2 separate regions of the Homo sapiens genome follow, and region 2 is linked to region 1. A link is a loop called in an ENCODE intact Hi-C map of the cell type or tissue named here. Cell type or tissue: B cell. All regions are shown on one strand. Links, peaks and the distances in the headings refer to the core of each region. The heading gives the core; the rest is flanking DNA. Region 1 has its middle 14 kb from the start of THG1L. Region 2 overlaps ADAM19 (ADAM metallopeptidase domain 19).

Region 1 (9,574 bases), core at 1,159-9,158:
CAGGGGCTGAAATCCAGCGAAGGCTGCATTCACCAAGCCTTTATCCTGGTGCAGGACTGTGTGTGACAGGAGAGAGGGATCTTTGTCCAGTTCACACTAGGACATGACAGTGTCTTGGCCGTGTGCTCACCCTGGAGCAACAGGTGAGGAGGGATTATCTCCACCTGGACTACATGGCCTGAAGGTGGGGAAAGGACAGTTGGGCTTCCCTGGTCCAAAGTCAGAAAAATGAAATGCTGGGCATGCAAAGACAACAGCTATCTACTTCATTCCTGACAGGCATGGAAAGGCAAGGTGGCAGAGTGGAGGGGACCTTGGATTTGGTGTCAAAAGGCCTAGGTTCTAATCCTAGTTTGGAAGGTTGTGGGACATTGGGCAAATCACTTAACTAATCCCCACAACATTTGTTTCCTTTCTTATAAAATGGAGAAAACTGTTGTCTTACCTGCCCTACAGACTCATTGAGAGAGGAAAAAAATGAATAACGTATGAGAATATGGTTTGGAATAAGTTTCTTATGTCCAGAAGGTATAATTATTATCAATGATATCCTCCTAGTCAGTACCTATGGACACAAAAGTTCTTTTTTTTTTTTTTTGTCTTTTGTCTATCTCTTCCATTTAATCAGTCCTGGATATCTGAAATATCAAAATGATTCTCAGTTGGCCCAGACACCTCACACATCATCCAGTGCCCTCACACTTTGAAGGTGCTCAATCAGTGTTTATTCATTGGCTGACCCATGATATAGAAATTCACACTACTCAGGGTTCCTTTCCAAAGTCTTATACAAGCAAAATGTTGTGGCAAAACATTCACCCAACATTACAATTCAAATATTCCAGAAACCTGTAAGCATGCTGTCTTATGATCTCATTATTGGGTCTCAATTTAAGTACTGCTTCCTCAGGGGAAACTTCATGGACTATCCCCAGCCACACCTGCCCCCAGCGCCAGGCCTCCAGCCTGATTCACAACACTTCACACAATTGTCATCAGGTCTGTCTTTCCCAACTGACCGTGTACCCCACCAGGCAGGCAGCATGGCTGTCTTGTTTGCTGTTGCGTGATAGCCTTGGTGCATGGTACATAGAAATAAATCAAGAAATACTTGTTAAATGAATGAGAACATTTGTGGAATTAAATGGAACAAGGTCAAGTGGGACTAGGCAACATACATTTAATTTCCTCTTTCTCTTTTCCTAACATCTTTTTCCAAGCCCTCCATCAACCACATCCTCTGACTTCTGGAACCCCTGTTAAGTAGAGAAAGAATGAGTAGTTAACTTGAACGTGTCCTTTTAAGGACACACAATCAATGACTCTTTAGAAATAAAATCCATTCACCCTGACCTATGTAAGCAATGCCTAAAAAATGCAGGACAAATATAATAATTATAACTCCCTGTAATCATAAACTTATTCTGGAATAATAGTTCTAAATTTTATACCCTTGTATATCCTGGTATGTCCTAATGCTTATATCTGCCTCAAAACCAAGACAGACCTAGGCAGTCATTCCTGGAATCACATACATTACTCCAAGCCAGAAATTAGATTAGAGTGGTTCAGAGGAGAAAGGAGATTTTAGACACAAATTATTCCTTCTTCTTTCCCCTCTTCACCATCCATTATGTAAATTTCATTTACATAATGCAGCTTTTAGCACAAACCAAATGAGTCAGCATCAAGTCAAATGAAAAATGACTTCTATGCCAAAGGAAATTATTTTTCTTTGTGTCAGCCTGCAGTGAGCAAGTGATCTTCTAAGTAACAGAAAATTTATAAAATAAAAATAGAGGTCCAGTTAGGTCATAAATACCTGTTGTGTGAAGATTTTTAATTTATTTTTAATTATGCTAAGATACACAGGATATAAAATTTACCATCTTAACCATTTTAAGTATACAATCCAGTAGTGTTAACTACATTCACATTGTTATGAACCAATCTGCAGAACCCTTTTCACCTTATAAAATAGAAACTCTGTACCCACCAAGTAACACCTCCCTATTCCCTTCTCCCCAACCCCTTGGCAACCACCATTGTACTTTCTGCCTCTATGAATTTGACTACTGTAGGCACCTCATATGAGTGCAATCACACAGCATTTGTCTTTTTGTGACTTGGTTATTTCATGGAGCATAATGTCCTCAAGATTCATTCATGTGGTAGCATGTGTCAGAATTTCATCCCTTGTTAAGGCTGAATAATATTTCATTGTGTATGCATACCACATCTTGCTTATTCACTCATCCATTAATAGACACTTAGGCTCCTTCTTCATTTTAGCTATTGTGAATAAAGCTGCTATGAACATGGCTGTACAAATATCTCTTTGAGACTGTGTTTTCAATTCTTTTGGCTATGTACCCAGAAGTGAAATTGCAGGACCAATGGTAATTCAATTTTTTGTTTGTTTGTTTGTTTGAGATGGAGTCTTGCCCTGGCGCCCAGGCTGGAATGCAGTGGTGCGATATTGGCTCACTGCCACCTTCGCCTCCCGGGTTCAAGCAATTCTCCTGCCCCAGCCTCCTGAGTAGCTGGGATTACAGGCATGCGCCACTGCACCCAGCTAATTTTTGTATTTTTAGTGGAGACGGAGTTTCACTATGTTTGTCAGGCTGGTCTCCAACTCTTGACCTCGTGATCTGCTGGCCTCGGCCTCCCAAAGCGCTGGGATTACAGACATGAGCCACCGCACCCAGCGGTTGTTTTTAATTTTTTTTTTTTAGAGATGGGATCTTGCTATATTGCCCAGGCTGGTCTTGAATTCCTGGGCTGAAGTAGTCTTCCACACACGACCTCCCAAAGCACTGGACTTACAGGTGTGAGCCACCATGCTCAGCCCTATATTTAATTTTTTGAGGAGCTGCTATACTGTTTTCCATAGCAGCTACACCATTTTATATTCCCTGTGTGCAGAATTTTACAAAAGGGTTTGTGAGTTTCAAAGAAATTTAGGGTTTACTTTTCCCCTTCAATAACATTCTTCCTGGGGATTCTCATGGTACTTTGTCTGTGGGAACTCTATGACACCCACCATGTTTTCCCTTGCAGTATAATCGTCTTATCTTCTCCACCTGTCAGAACCCTGAGAGTAGGTAGGATCTAGGTAGAATTCACCTGTAAAGACAGTGATCTGGATGAGTCTCCCAGCTTCCCTGGTTCCCATATATAGTACTGCAGGAAGTTATTGTATCTCTTGTAGGTATCTGATAAGTAAGGAGAATAATGCTTCTCAACAAGGCGGCTGAGAGGATGGGTCTAGAAAATGTATCCTGAGTGCTTAACACAGCACCAGGGACATAGCATGTGCTAACTATTTTATTGGAGCAGGAGAGTGTTGTGGCTAAAAGTGCAGACTTTTAATCCCTATAAGCCTCTGTTTGTTTTCTCATTTGTAAAATGGATTATTCTGAGGATGAAAAAGGATGACCTGTACAAGGTTTATGCAGCATCACATAGCAATTTGCGAGTGCTCAAAAAAATGGCAGTTATCTTTACCATAACCAGTTTCCTGATTCATCTTAGTTCAATATTGATCTATTATGTTTATTCTATCAGTTCATTCAAATATGCCCTGTCAAATCATTCTGGTTCATCCTTAACGGACATTTGGCAGATTTCCTAATCTTCCTGTCACTTTGATAATTTAAAGCTCAGTTTCTGCAGTCCAAATCTGTGATCTCAATTATTATTATTATTATTTTTCAGACAGAGACTTACCCTGTCTCTGTGCGGTGGCACCATCTCAGCTCACTGCAACCTCCACCTACCAAGCTCAAGGGATTCTCCTGCCTCAGCCTTGTCAAGGACAATCCTTGACCTTTCTTGGCTTGTAGATGCATCACTCCAGTCTCTGCTTCCTTCCTCAGGTGCCATTCTTCCTCTCTGTGTGTGTCTCTGTTTTCTTATAAGAAAACCAGTCATAGTGGGCTAAAGGCACATCCTAATGACCCCATTTTAATTGCTTACAGTAGCCAATAGGGCAAAGACCCTACTTCCACATAAAGTTACATCCACAGATATATGGGTTAGGACTTCAACATATTTTAGGAGAGTCACAATTCCACCCAGAACATGTAGAAAAGTTAAAAAAATATATAATGGATACCCATAAAACCACCACTAGATTCAATAGTTGTTAACAGTTTGCCACTTTTGCTTTTACTACCAATCTACTTTTTTACTGTTACTATCTCATCCCTAAATACTTCTTAGTGTGTCTCCTAAGATTAGTCTTTTACACACTACATTATCATACCTGTAAAATTTAAAATTCCCTAGTATCCACTAATAAAGAGTGGCAATAGATTATATTATTACTCAAAAGTATTCACTTTCCTCTTCTCTATGGGAAGATGACACACTCTTCCCCTATAATCTTAGCGCTTGGCCATATTGCTTCAGCAAACATATTGTGAGCAGCAAGATGCACATTGTGCGGTGTAGAAGCTTTTCTAATCATTTCCTGGGTTTTGGGGTAAGACACAGGGATCAAAACAGCTATCAGGAATATAACCATAGTCAACTGGCAGTACAAGTGACTTGAACAGGAAATAAACTTTTGTTTTACAAACCACTAAAACCTAGGGTTGTTTGTAATTGCAGATTTCCCCAGTGAATTTAGAGCTGTTTTTAATGGTTTTTAGGCCAGTATCCAGTCAAGAGTTTTGCATTGTATTTGGTTGTTATGTCTCTTAAATCTCTTATTCTGGAACAGTCCCCACTTACCTTTTCTATTTTTTTTTTTTTTTTTTTTTTTTTGAGACAGTGTTGCTCTGTTGGCCAGGCTGGAGTGCAGTGGCACAATCTTGGCTTGCTGCAAACTCTGCCTCCCAGGTTCAAGCAATTCTCCTCCCTCAGCCTCCTGAATAGCTGGGATTACAGATATGAGCCACCAAGCTGGCTAATTTTTATATTTTCAGTGGAGACAGGGTTTCCCCATCAAGGCCAGGCTTGTTTCCAACTCCTGGCCTCAAGTGATCCACCCGCCTTGGCCTCCCGAAGTGCTAGGATTACAGGCGTGAGCCACCATGCCCAGCCCTCCACTTACCTTTTCTTTCTTCCCTGTTTCTCCTCCTTTTTCATTTTCCTTTTTTCTCCTAGGACACATGTTCAAAGATATTGTTCTTCTTGATAAAATTTACTTTTGAAGAAGCCAAGTCAGTGATCTTACATAATACCCTGCATCCTGAATATGTCTGATTATGTTCTTTTGGCGTGTGTGTTTTTGTTTTGTTTTGTTTTTTTAAGATGGAGTTTTGCTCTTGTCACCCAGGCTGGAGTGCAATGGTGCTATCTTGGCTCACTGCAACCTCTGCCTCCTGGGTTCAAACGATTATCCTGCCTCAGCCTCCCAAGTAGCTAAGATTACAGGCACTATCAATACAATTGCAATACAATTGCAATCAATTATAGTTATTATTTTTATCAATGCCCAAATTATCGCATATTTGGCCAGTGGGAACCCCTTTAAGCTGGCTCATCTTTTTTGAGATACACTCATTAGTCTGAGCATTTCCTTCCTTTCTGGGACAACACAGTGTCCCAGGCTCGCCTAGAATTTCCTCTGCCACAATGTGGAGCCAGCCATTTCTTCAAGGAGTTTATTTTCATTTTCATGGGGAATGGTAATTTGAAGTTAAGATCTGGATGCTTACTGCTTCTGGAGTGTCATTTTATCTCCACCCAATGGACAGAGCTGGGAAATACACTTTATTTTTTTGAGACATTATCTGGATCTGTCGCCCAGGCTGGAGTGCAGTGGTGAGATCTCAACTCACTGCAAGCTCCTCCTCCCTGGTTCAACCGATTCTCATGCCTCAGTCTCCCGAGCAGCTGGGATTTACAAGCATGCCCCACTATGCCAGGCTAATTTTTGTATTTTTAGCTCAGAGTTTCACCACATTGGCCAGGATGGTCTCAATTTCCTGGCCTCAAGCAATCTGCCCGCCTTGGCCTCCCAAAGTGCTGAGGTTACAGGCATGAGCCGCCGCACTGGGCCTGGAAAATACATTTTTAAAAATCATGAATTCAGGGCCGGGCATAGTGGCTCACACCTGTAATCCCAGCGCTTTGGCATGCGGATAGCTTGAGCCCACAAGTTGGAGACCGGCCTGGTTAACATGGGGAAACCCTGTTTTTTCTTTCTTTCTTTTTTTTTTTTTTGCTTTTAAGGAGCGGAGAGTTTAATAGGTAAGAAGGAAGGGAGAAGACAGAAGAAAGAAGCTCCCCCATACAGAGACACAGGGATGGGGGCTCCAAAGCTGAAAGAGGAGGTCCCCACCTGGCAGGGACACCAGCCAGGTATATATGCAGAGGCTGGAGGTGGTGTTTGATTTGCACAGGGCTCAAGGGATTGGTTTGACTAGGCATGACATTCACGTAGCCTGTAAAAAAGCTGACCCTCCCACCCTAGCCTTTTAATATGCAAATGTAGGGCGCCATGATGTTCTACACTCCTGGGGATATTTGGAGGTGGCCATGTTGCCAGGAACATGTGGGGAAAGGGCAGGAAGGCCACAGGAATCTCCATGTTTGGGTGGGCCCACTTTCTAATGGTCAGTATTTGCATATCAAAGGTTGGTGGGCTGCTGCTAAGAGCCAGGGATTTAAGAGAAACTTTTCCAGAGATGCTTTAAAAAACAAAAGCTTCCCTTGGCCAGGCACGGTGGCTCACGCCTGTAATCCCAGCACTTTGGGAAGCCGAGGCGGGAGGATCACGAGGTCAGGAGATAGAGACCATCCTGGCTAACACAGTGAAACCCCGTCTTTACTAAAAATACAAAAAAAAAAAAAAAAAATTAGCCGGGTGTGGTGGTGGGCACCCGTAGTCCCAGCTACTCAGGAGGCTGGGCCAGGAGAATGGGGTGAACCTGAGAGGCGGAGCTTGCAGTGAGCCGAGATTGCGCCACTGCACTCCAGCCTGGGCAACAGAGTGAGACTCTGTCTCAAAAAAAAAAGAAAAAAAGAAAACTTCCCAAGGACCTCTCTTCCTACAACATTCCCCGCTATGGAGATGCCACACTAACTGCTGTTAGAGGGTTTTGGGTTATGGTTCTTTCTGGCTACTTTCTGCTGAAAAGGGGAGTCACATGGGGGAACAGCAGCTAGGGCTCCTCCTGGGGTGGATCTAAGGGTCCTCAGAAGAATGGCATCTCCATGTGTGTTTCAGTTTACAGCACCGTTTGGAGTTTGATTGCTTCTAGGTGAGAAGAAACAATTTGAGTTATAGTATTGAGTATATAGGCTCCAAATATCAATACAAGACATATAAGCAAGAGAGTGCTTAAAAAAGGGGTTAACCAATTCCATAAAGAAGACTGGAATTTATTAAAAAGGGATTGTAGCCACTCAGAGCTGAAGCTGTCATTTTTCCTGAGCCTGTCAATAATTATGATTTGATTTTTTTTTTTTCTGAGATGGAGTTTTGCTGTTGTTGCCCAGGCTGGAGTGCAATGGTGTGATCTCGGCTCACTGCAATCTACGCCTCCCGAGTTCAAACAATTCTCCTGCCTCAGCCTCCTGAGTAGCTGGGATTACAGGTGCGTGCCACCATGCCCGGCTAATTTTTTGTACTTTTAGTAGAAACAGGAATTCACCATGTTGGCCAGGCTGGTCTCGAACTCCTGACCTCAGGTCATCTGCCTGCCTCAGCCTCCCAAAGTGCTGGGATTACAGGCATGAGCTGCCATGCCCAGCTGATTTGATTTTTAAGTACCTGTAGATTTTCCTCTACTTTACTAGCGGTGTTAATCCAAAAGCAGCATGTTTCATTTAAAACTGCATTACTAAACCCCAAAAAAGGCCTAGCAGACTCAGTGATGGTAAAACTTTCATGCTTCCTTTTTGTCAACTATTATCCCTGCTATAAAGATAATAATTAAGCAAAATACTACAGCAATGGAAACTCTCTGTCCAATATTTCAGTTTAAAGATGCTACCATGGGAGGTCTGTTCCAAGATGGCTGAATAGGAACAGCTCTGGTCTGCAGCTCCCAGTGTGATTGACGCAGAAGACGAGTGATTTCCCACTAAGGTACCTGGTTCATCTCTTTGGGACTGGTTGGACAGTGGGTGCAGCCTACAGAGGGAGAGCCGAAGCAGGGTGGGGCGTCACCTCACATGGGAAGCAGAAGGGGTCAGGGGATTTCCCTTTCCTAGCCAAGGGAAGTCATGATAGACTGTACCTGGAAAAACAGGACACTCCCGCCCAAATACTGGGCTCTTCCCATGGTCTTAGCAGCTGGCAGACCAGGAGATTCTCTCCCGTGCCTGGCTCAGTGGGTCCCACCCCCATGGAGCCTTGCTCACTGCTAGCGCAGCAGTCTGAGATCCACCTGCCAGGCTGGAGCCTGGTGCAGGGAGGGGCGTCCGCTATTGCTGAGGCTTGAGTAGGTAAACAAAGTGGCCTGGATGCTCGAACTGGGTGGAGCCCACCACAGCTCAGCAAGGCCTACTGCCTCTATAGAACTCCACCTCTGTGGGCTGGGCATAGCTGAAAAAAAGGCAGCAGAAAATTCTTCAGACTTAAACATCCCTGTCTGACAGCTCTGAAGAGAGCAGTGGTTCTCCCAGCACAGTGTTTGAGTTCTGAGAACAGACAGACTGCCTCCTTGAATGGGTCCATGACGCCCATGTAGCCTAACTGGGAGACACCTCCCAGTAGGGGTCGACAGACTACTCATACAGGTGGGTGACCCTCTGGGACGAAGCTTCCAGAGGAAGGATCAGGCAGCAATATTTGCTGTTCTGTAATATTTGCTGTTCTGCAGCCTCCACTGGTGATATCCAGGCAAACAGGGTCTGGAGTGGCCCTCCAGCAAACTCCAACAGACCTACAGCTGAGGGACCTAACTGTTAGAAGGAAAACTAACAAACAGAAAGGAATAACATCAACATCAACAAAAAGGACATCCACACCAAAAACCCCATCTGTAGATCACCAACATCAAAGACCAAAGGTAGATAAAACCACAAAGATGGGGAGAAACCAGAGCAGAAAAGCTGAAAATTCTAAAACCAGAGTGCCTCTTCTCCTCCACAGGATCGCAGCTCCTTGCTAGCAATAGAACAAAGCTGGATGGAGAATGACTTTGATGAGTTGACAGAAGTAGGCTTCAGAAGGTCGGTAATAACAAACATCTCTGAGCTAAAGGAGCATGTTCTAATCCATTGCAAGGAAGCTAAAAACCTTGAAAAAAGGTTAGACAAATGGCTAACTAGAATAAACAGTGTAAAGAAGATATTAAATGACCTGATGGAGCTGGAAACCATGGCACGAGAACTTCGTGATGCATGCACAAGCTTCAATAGCTGATTCGATCAAGTGGAAGAAAAGATATCAGCGACTGAAGATCAAATTAATGAAATAAAGTGAGCATACAAGATTAGAGGAAAAAAGTAAAAAGAAATGTACAAAGCCTCTGAGAAATATGGGACTATGTGAAAAGACCAAATCCACGTTTGATTGGTGTACCTGAAAGTGATGGGGAGAATGGAACCAAGTTGGAAAACGCTCTTCAGGATATTATCCAGGAGAACTTCCCCAACCTAGCAAAGCAGGCCA
Region 2 (9,574 bases), core at 629-8,628, 180 kb before region 1:
GAGGCTGAGACAGGAGAATTGCCTGAACCCAAGAGGCGGAGGTTGCAGTGAGCCAAGATCGCACCACTGCACTCCAGCCTAGGTTACAGAGTGAAACTCTGTCACACACACACACACACACAAAATTACCTGTCCTGTGTCCCTTTCCCCATCCAGGGGTAATCTGGCGAACTAATCTGAGCTGTTAATGACTGATAGTGGCCAGTGTTATCTTGCTGGACACTTGCACTCCAGCAGGGATATTTTAAAGAATGGGCCTGGTAGAACACTCAGGTTCCATGAGAAGCTGCTGAAGGAGTCCTGATGCAGAGGGACCTCTCCTGCTGTTCTCCACACCACAACTCCCAGTCTGTGTGCCTCAGTAGTCCATTATGTCCTGCCCCAAAGGCAAAGGCCACTGCTGCTCCTGCCAGTGTGCGTCTTCCCTTCTTCACCCCCATCTCACCAGCCCAGACTTTGAGAATGGTCATTCGAATCCAGGGTTTCTCAACTTGGGCACTATGGATATTTGGAGCTGGATAATTCTGTTGTGGGGGAGTGGTGGGTCTGTCCTATGCATTATAGAATGTAGATGCCAGTAGATCCTCCCTGCCAGTCACGGCAATAAAAATTGCCTGCAAACATTGCCAGGTGTCCCTCGGGGTCGGGGCAACGCCATTGGTTCTCCTGGTTGAGAATCAACGTTCTGAGCCTACAAATTCCAATAGGCATCCCTGTAAGAAGAGCTAGCCACCATGAAATGTGTATCATTCACTACTTTAAATGTCTACCAGTGGAGTGTGGCAAAGCAAACTGACATGTAACCATCTGAAAGACCATTTTCTAAATGAAAGATCTTTGACATTGCGTAAACATCCCTACTCAAAAACAACTTTGAGGGAAAAAATGTCCAATATGAATATAGAAGCAAAATAAAATATTCATAACTTAAAAATCACATTAAAATAGCAGACTACAAAATGTATATGCACAGTGATTACAACTCTGTAAATGTTATACATCCATTTAAAAAGGACTAATCAAACATCTAATTGGATGAGACGACAGGATTATGAGTAAGTCACTCCTTTTACTAAAACTTTTGTTAACATGTGGGTAATTAACATAAAGCAAAGAACATGTATATTTCACAGTAATTTGCATCAATTGTAATTAGATGCAATTACCCTAAAATAGTCTATGTTTCTTTAGCCATTGTAGTCAGCAAAGGAGGAGGAGCACCTATGAACATCAAATACATGTTTTGCTTCTCGTTTGCTCCCTTGGTCTTCGCTTGGGGGAAACACTCCCTTCAGAGGAGAGACCAACTCCATCAGGCATCTCCTGAGGTCCTAGGAGTAGGGCTGGGAGAGGACAGCTGCTGGATAGACATTTGTTGACCTGAACTCACCTCCAATTTCCGTGTGGTGGTTTGAGGGTTACCACTTGAAGTATAATGGGTTTCTGTGTAGGAAGGAGCAAAAAGTTGCCTGCAAAAAATAAAAAGAGACATTTATATCATAAGTGGATGAACTCCACCCTCCTAGCAACAACGAGTGATTTTAACTGAACCAGGCAGGACTATCCCAAGCATCTCCATACAAAAGAAACTAGGCAGCCACAAGGGGCTAAGGAACAAAAAGGAAAACCATAAGTTTGTTATTAATTTTATATTTAATGTAAATTAAATATAATTTATCATCACTATGGGAACATCACTCCAACTAGATGGAATTGACAGAACTAAAGCAATGATCTTAATATTTGTCTGGGTCCTGGGAAAACAGACATGCAAACACATGCAAAATTTCCCGGGGCCTATGAACCCTGTTGTGTACCGTGGTTGATTTTTCCAGCACTGGATCTACCAATTTTTAGTATCAGCAGACCAATTTTTCTTTAAGGGAATAACTCTTCCCTGATGCATATTTTGGTGAGATTGTCAATCAAGGTGTCCTACTTGGCCCTGGCCAAGGGGTGACCTGTATTTCAAGCGAAGCCAGTGGAGAGATACTGCCAGGTCTGAACAGATGGAAGCAATGCATCTGTTCTTCTGTTCCTGCTACAAGGGTTCCCTAAGCTTCCGTTGCCTGCCCTTTCGGACACTTAGTGGTTCCGATTTCCTGAGACCTGGTAATTCTATGTTACTCTTCCAATAAATTCCTTTTTTTCTTTTCTAAACTTGGACATTGGTTTCTCTCACCACAGACCCCTTGAAGTACAGGTTAAGAATCCCCTCACCAAAGGCCAGGCAACTTCAAGAAATGTTCTTAGAATTTTCTCTAAAAATTAAAAGAAAAATATAAGAGTCAAATGGATGTTTCAACTATTAATAGTTCAGCCACATTAAAGGCAGAATTGATCTACAGAAAGTCAAGGTCAGCCAGGTGTGGTGGCTCACACCTGTAATCCCAGCACTTTGGGAGACTGAGGTGGGCAGATCACCTGAGGTCAGGAGTTCAAGACCAGCCTGGTTAACATGGTGAAACCCCATCTCTACTAAAATTACAAAAATTAGCCAGGTGTGGTAGCAGGTGCCTAGCTGGGAGGCTGAGGCAGGAGAACTGCTTGAACCTGGGGGGTGGAGGTTGCAGCGAGCCGAGATCACGTCATTGCACTCCAGCCTAGGTGACAAGAGCGAGACTCTGTCTCAAAAAAAAAAAAAAAAAGAGAGAGAGAAACAAATGCCCTTTGTTGATGGTGATTATCTCAGGGGTTGCAGAAGATGTTTACAATATAAGTTGCATATTTCTGAAGTTGGTTGACTTTTAAATTAACTGTCAGAGAGGTGTTTTGAAAACTGAAATTTTAATTTAAAACTGCTCTTAAAAAGAAGAAAATGTAGGCTGAGGCCAGCACAGAAAGCCAAAGGAATCTGCAGGGATAACCCAGGTTTTGAAAGAGGTGACATTTCCCAGCAAGAGAGGGTCATCGCAGAGGGTCTCTAGAATTCCTCTAGAGTCACTTCCAGCTCTAAGTTCTGGGATCGCTCAGATTTCCCTCCATCCCCAGTGTGTGGTCAGAAGGCAAATGCCACAAGAATTGTCTCCTGTACTATGTCAAGGCCTTCAACTTCTCGCCTTGGACAAGAAGAAAAGAAGCCCAACAGGAAAATGTAAAAATAAAGCAAAGCACAAACCCCAGCTTTGTGAAGAGAAATTCTCATTCACATGGAAACTTTGGGTCAGTGGCTAACCTGCCAGAATCTGTCTCCCAGTCCTTTCTCTTTCTCCTTAGCATCTAACTAGTCCAAGATTTGAGGGAGGAGTCACCCATTTGCCTGAGGGAGAAAAGCTGTAAGCCTCATGAGGGCAGAGGCCAAGCAGTTTTGCTCACTGGTTTATGTCAGTGCTTAACATTTGTTCAATGAGAAAACCACTTAACTAGTTACCGAATGAATGGATGGATGAGTAGTTCAGTGTACTAGCAGCTTAGAGCATGGTCTGGAGACTGGAAAACTGAAGTTTTGATTCCAGCTCTGACATTCACTGCCTCTACGGCCGTGAACAAGTACATGTATGTCTCTGAACCTTTGTTTCCTCTTACACAAAAAAGAGGATGATATACTCATTTGATAGGGCTGTGATGAGGATCAAACAACATAATAAATGTAGCAGACTTAATGCCATGCCTGGCACAAAGTGGAGCTGGGTAAAAGTTAGTGATAATCATTATTGCTTTCAACAGGGATTATGACAGAAGAACCCAGAAAGTTTCTCTCTCTAACTTTCCCCAGCCATGAACTCTCCAGTACATCACTTAAGAGAGGTGGTAAAACGCAATGTGCTCATTCCTGCAGCCCATTTCCTGGGTTTGCTTTCACAGACTGCGCCATGTACAGCTGGTCAGGAGTTCAGAGTTTAATAGTTCATTCCAGGTGCCAGTGGGGAAGTGTGAATTTTCCCACAGAAAATGCACTCCTGGTAAAAATATTCTCAGCCTCTTCTGAGACTTAGCAAGGGGGGAGAAATCATTCACCCAGTGACATTACCCCATCATCACAGGCCTCTCTGACCCTCAGCACTGAAAGGAACCCTAGAAATCATGTAGTCAAACCCCAATTACACTGTGAGCTCCCCAAAAACAGGGACCTTGTGTCTTTGAAGTCTTCTCCCCGGCCCCCAGCACCTAGCAAGCAGGCAGTACATGTGCATTCTGTGAATGAGTGAATAAACTCGCAAACGAATGAATGAACCTTTTATCTCGTGTAGGAATCTGCCAAATGGCTATTCACCACTGGACACCTCCAGGGAGAGGCTACTCCTGAGACTACCCACTCCATTTCTGACCACATACAGTAGTTTAATGTTTTACTCCGGATTAAAAACTACACCTCTGTCACTGGCACCCACAGGCCTTCATTCTGGCCTCTGAATCTACATAAAACAATCCGCTTTCATTTTCCACCTAATCACCCTTTCTGAAGCAGCAATATCAGCATCATCTAGAAACTAGTTAAAAATGCAAATTGCCAGGCTCCACCCAGACTCATGAATCAGACAGAAACTCTAGGGTTAGGGCCAGCCATCTGTTTGAACAACTCTGCAGCTCCCCCAAGCTAGGTCCACATACGCCCATGTGTCCAGGTGCTGCTCTCAGAACCAAAGGACGCTGCTGTCCCACAGAGAGGAGGGCACATGGTCACTGAGCAGCCCGGCCCAGCCCAGCTGCCCCATTCTCTGACCACATCTTGTTCTCATCTCCTCCCTGACGAGGGGCTGGCTCAGCAGACCGGCAGGAAGCCGTCTCTCACCATTGGATTGCATTAGGATTTTCAGGAAACGACTTGTGAGTGATGTGCATCCAGGAAGAGAAAGGACTGTGCAAGATTTCCCATTCCGCCCACTCCTTTTTTCTAGCTTTAAAAGAAAAGCAATTTCTGTTCTACCCTGCTGCCCCCTGCTCTGTCTGCTCTGTGCTCAGGAGCCCACGGACAGGCAGAAATCAGTAGGACACTCTGCCATGTCTCGGCACCATCATAATAATAGCCAGCACTAGAGTTGAGCAAAATCTGGGTCATTTAGATTCCAAAGTCCCTGAGCAAAACCTGCATCTTCAGACTCCCACCTAGGAAAATAAGCTACCCCCAAATACCGGACATAAAACATTAGGTCACTCTCTAGGGAAGAAGAACTGGAACCTGTACAAGCAGCCAGGCCCTGAAAGTACACTGCAGCCTGAAAACAGCTCAGACCCGTCTTTCCTAAGGCTCAGAAGCTTCAAACTCAGGACAATTCCTTTAAGTTCTATTTATCGTCAGACAAATTTCAAATGCCTCTCTAGGCTAAACCACCCTCTAGAGAGGAAGGAGCAGTGACACTAAAATGAATTTGCAAAACATCTTCTGGGAGCTCAAACCTTCTTCCTCCTGCTTCAGATAAGCAAACCAGTGAAGATAAAGTGATAACAATTTCCCATTTACCTTGAAAAACACCCTCTGCAGACGAGCTCAGCATAGGCGAGCATCACTCTGCTCATCTCAGTAGCAAGTTTTGCTGACACCTCCTTTCTCTGGGCCTTTCTCTATCTAATTCTTCCAAGAGTCTCCAGGCATTTATACCCTGATGATGCCTTGGGAGGTCCACTTTTCTGGTCTCTCTTATTTCACCTGGAGGGTCTTCATCCTGCCTATGTTAGTAATAATGTTCTCACCATGCGACTTAGCCCAACAACTGCACAACACCTGGAAAGACTGTTCAAAAATACACAATCCCCTCCCTTTTCTAGGGAAGGATTAAGAAATCTGTATTTTTAATAGTTTTTTTTTTTTCAGGTGATTTATGTTTTCGGGTTCTGGGAATTATTCTACTCCATTTGAGCAATTTTAACATTTTTAATTCTTTTTTTTATTTCTAGCCTCCTAATCACCTTCCAAAAGTCTAAAGATGGTGCTAACCCAGCATAGAGGGAAAGTCGGAATGCTTTGGTTTAAGCAGCAGCTGCACTAGGCAACTGCCCTTCCAAAGCCTGGAAATGAAGCAAAAGATGACTATGGTTCCTCTCAATGTCACACAAGCGTACAGCCAGGGCTGGGTGCAATGGCTCACGCCTCTAATCCCAGGACTTTGGGAGGCCGAGGCAGGTGGATCACACGAGGCCAGGAGTTCCAGACCAGCCTGGACAACAGGGCGAAAGCCCGTCTCTACAAAAAAAAATAGCCAGGTGTGGTGGCGCGCACCTGTAATCCCAGCTACTCAGGAGGCTGAGGCAGGAGAATCGCTTGAACTCGGGAGGCGGAAGCTGCAGTAAGCTGACATTGCACCACTGCACTCCAGCCTGAGTGACAGAGCCAGATTCTGTCTCAAAACATTAAATTAAAAAACACTAAGGGAGCACAGCCAAGCCTTAGACTCTCAGAGGCCTGTCTACGGTTCTCTGGACTTTATGGGAAGAGTGTGGCTTTGAAAGATGTACTATTTACAATTAATTAGGACAGCCCTTGTTCCACTCTGTAAAATCAGATGTTAACTTGTAAAAACTTAATAAGATACAACAGAAATGCAAATATTTCCATCTAGTAGAAAAGATAACCCCAAAGGTTATGATTTTACAGCCCCTAGGATATTAACTAGTTTTGTGTCTAATTTAGCAATCTTATCTCAGCATTCCTTTTTTCACTATTAAATACACACACACCGCCACACAAATACGTCTTAGTTTCCCTTATCCAATTTTAAACCAGTTTTATCATCTTGCTGGTTAGCCCATTAATTAGATAAATAAAACTTCGAGAAGTGCTCACTATGTATTTGTATAAAAATTGTTTTCACGTGAGCCACATAAACCCCCTCCATTTTCTAGACTGCAAAATGAACAGACTAATAATCACCATCAGTATCACAGCGATGCTGAGGATCAAATGAGAAAATACATTCAAATCCTAGCTCTTATAAGTCGTGTGAATTCAGACTGGTCAGTAACTTCTCCGTGCCTATGGTTTCTCATCATAAAATGAGGAGAATGACAAAATCTACTTCACAGTGCCCCTGTAAGATGTTAGAATAGTGCCTGGCATATAGGAAGATCATATGAACAAATGTGAAAGAATTATTTGTAAAGTAGAAAGTATTTGTGCTTTACAAATATTGCTATCATTTTCTCCAGCACTAGCTATATATACACGTGGCAAAATCTTGATCATTGTTAAATCTAGGTAATGGGCATCTGAGGTTTATAATACTAGTCTCTCTCCTTCTGGGTTTGTAAATTTTGACAATATTTTTTAACTGGCTAGGTGATACGGTGCAAGTCACAAACTACTCAGCCTCAGTTTCCCTTTCTATCAAGCAGAAATGGCAATGCCCAGGACAGACAGGTACTGGAAAGTGTCTCTGAAAAGCAGAGTGCTATTCTAATGTCATGGCCTGCACTAGTCTAGATTTGGGACAAAATAAATTCAGTGAGTATTGTTTTGTTTTCTAAGATGCTGAAAGAAAAGCAGGGAAGAGACAGCCAGAGCTGCTTCAGAACCAAGATTTCTACATCAGTACTCATTCCACCTCTGACTCCAAAGGAATGGAAACAAACCAACGTGCCAAAGGCATGGCCCTAAAGCCAAATAAGGGACTGATGAGTCCAGGGGGCTGCAAGCAGACACATTCCTTTATGAGGGAACAGAAAGGCGAAGGAAGGGGGAACTTTGGAGGTTGCTCCTAGAGTAAAAAATTGGGACCTCCTCCTATCCCAGGGACTCCCTTGAATAAGCACCATCGTTGCCAGAGGACCAGCTTTGGAAGCAACACTCCGAAGGCAAAAATGGCGCCATCCAGAAGCCTGGCAAAAGGCCAATGCTACTCAGTATGTTTTCTTTAACTTCCTATTAAGGAAGTTTCCAAACAATGCGTTAAGTCAACACTCCCTTTCACCAACCACTTCCCACGACATCTTCTCCCAGTCCGCACAAGACCTGGCACCCTTCCGACCAGTTTCTGGTCCTGTGTTTTGCTTTTACATTATATACCAAAGGATGTTTGGATGAGCACCACTGACTCCTTTGGCCAGCAGGGTCTTTACTTAATCCTCTTCAGGCCTCCCTCGTGGCTGCCTCTGTGAAGATGGGTAACCTCTCTGCACAAATAGAGCTGACTTCTTGAGATCAGACAACTTAACTGGCAGGGACCTGCGGGGCCCTCAAAATGGCTCACCCAAGAAGAGTTCACAAATTTGTTTTCCAGTGTCCCGAATAGCCCATTATGTGTATTTGTTGGAATTAGATAAGAACAGTTCGGGGAAATGAGGTGCTACCTTTAGAATTTCTGAGAAAAATCTAAAAGCGAAAATGGTGAGTAGGAACAACTTCTCTAGCAACCAGTTTTTGGTAAATAACCACAGTGTTGATCAGATTAGCCGATACCACAGAAAACCTGAAGGGAAAGACGAATGTAAGAGGGTATGAGGAAACTGCCATATCATAAAGAAAAACGGTGTGGATAAGACACAGGGGAAATGAAGAGAAGGACCCTCTGAGATCACTGGAGCTGTGAGAATATGCTTAGAAAAAAGGGAATAAGCGGACCACTCCCTGAAACTAACAAACAAACATAAAACAGGTAGGTGAGGACCACAAACCAGCCTGCTAAATGTAGGTGCTTAGCCCTTTTTAAGCTCTGATTAAATATCCCAGTAACTTTCATAAACTTGCCCAATGTTTCTTAGCATACTAAGACACAGACCGCACCCAAAGCATAAGTCAAGGATGTCAGAACTTGGAAAGCCCTCATAGATCATAGTGGATACCTATTGTCAGAGCCTGCCCAGCATCCATGCCACCTTCTTGAGATAAACAGTGGCCCAACTTGCATTTAAAGAAATACTCCCCTCTCGTTGCATTGCTGACTAGGGCACCTGGAGTTGGTCAAGATCCCTGCCCTTGCCTGGCCAAATGAATGCTTCATGATATGCCTGGACAGTCAGATCTCATCTCAGAATTTCAAGATGATAGTACATGAAGGGACCGTCTATTCATTCTAGGATCTCAACCTTTCCAAACCTTAGTTTTTCAACTTTTCCCTCATTCTATGCGTTGCCCCATATCCTTTCCAAAAAGATTGTTTAGGAGAAGCGAGGGTTAGTGTGTAAGTTACAGAGTCTACCGCAATGAAACATTATTTATATACCACCCTCTCTGCCCAACCCTGACCTCCACTTTTACAGATGAAGAATCTGAAAAAAAGCAAAAGCAACTTGCCCAGCATCACACAGTTTTTGTTTCTAAACCCATCATTTCAATAAACTAGAGTAAGCTAAATGTCAGTGGTAGACAAGCCAAGAGTTGGGCCATCCAGACACACCCAGTAGGCAGAGAGAAAGGCTCTTCATGCAATCTCATGAATAACTGCATATTAAGCAGTGTAATGTGGTACAAACTGCAGGCCACCTGGCATCAGGAGGCCAGAGTTTCTCACAGCTTGATTTCGTCACTATTTGCTGGGGGTCCTTGATCAAGACGCAGCACCTTTCTGAGCATCAGGCCTTGCAGGCCCTGCACCTGCAAGTCCACTTGCACCCTCCACAAACATGTATGGAGGTCCGTGATGTGCAGGCACTATGCTAGGGGATGGGGCTTCAGCAGCCAGTGAGGCAGGCCTAGGTTTCC

What was found. Hi-C counts contacts between places; a loop is a spot of excess contacts. Peaks named below come from ENCODE experiments on the same cell type or tissue, not always from the same donor. Only the 100,000 strongest peaks of a DNase experiment are listed, where the experiment ranks them.
Region 2: it touches region 1 in a loop (13-fold over the local background); 4 of 110 quality-filtered maps call a loop at or near these places.

Annotation. Positions count from the first base shown.
Region 1 is chr5:157,712,993-157,722,566 of GRCh38, forward strand. No RefSeq gene overlaps it. Among named protein-coding and RNA genes, the nearest start is that of THG1L, 14 kb to the right of the region's middle. In B cell, for the core only: CTCF peaks have their summits at 5,682 and 5,882; a DNase peak (open chromatin) is centred at 5,699; H3K27ac peaks cover 648 bases.
Region 2 is chr5:157,536,523-157,546,096 of GRCh38, forward strand. It overlaps ADAM19 (ADAM metallopeptidase domain 19), which reads right to left. Exons shown (of 23, transcript NM_033274.5): 4 at 1,391-1,469. Among named protein-coding and RNA genes, the nearest start is that of ADAM19, 34 kb to the right of the region's middle. RefSeq lists enhancers at 4,255-4,374, 4,515-4,614, 5,025-5,084, 5,245-5,354. In B cell, for the core only: no CTCF peak of the experiment used is centred there; DNase peaks (open chromatin) are centred at 4,449 and 5,319; H3K4me3 peaks cover 1,618 bases; H3K27ac peaks cover 7,233 bases.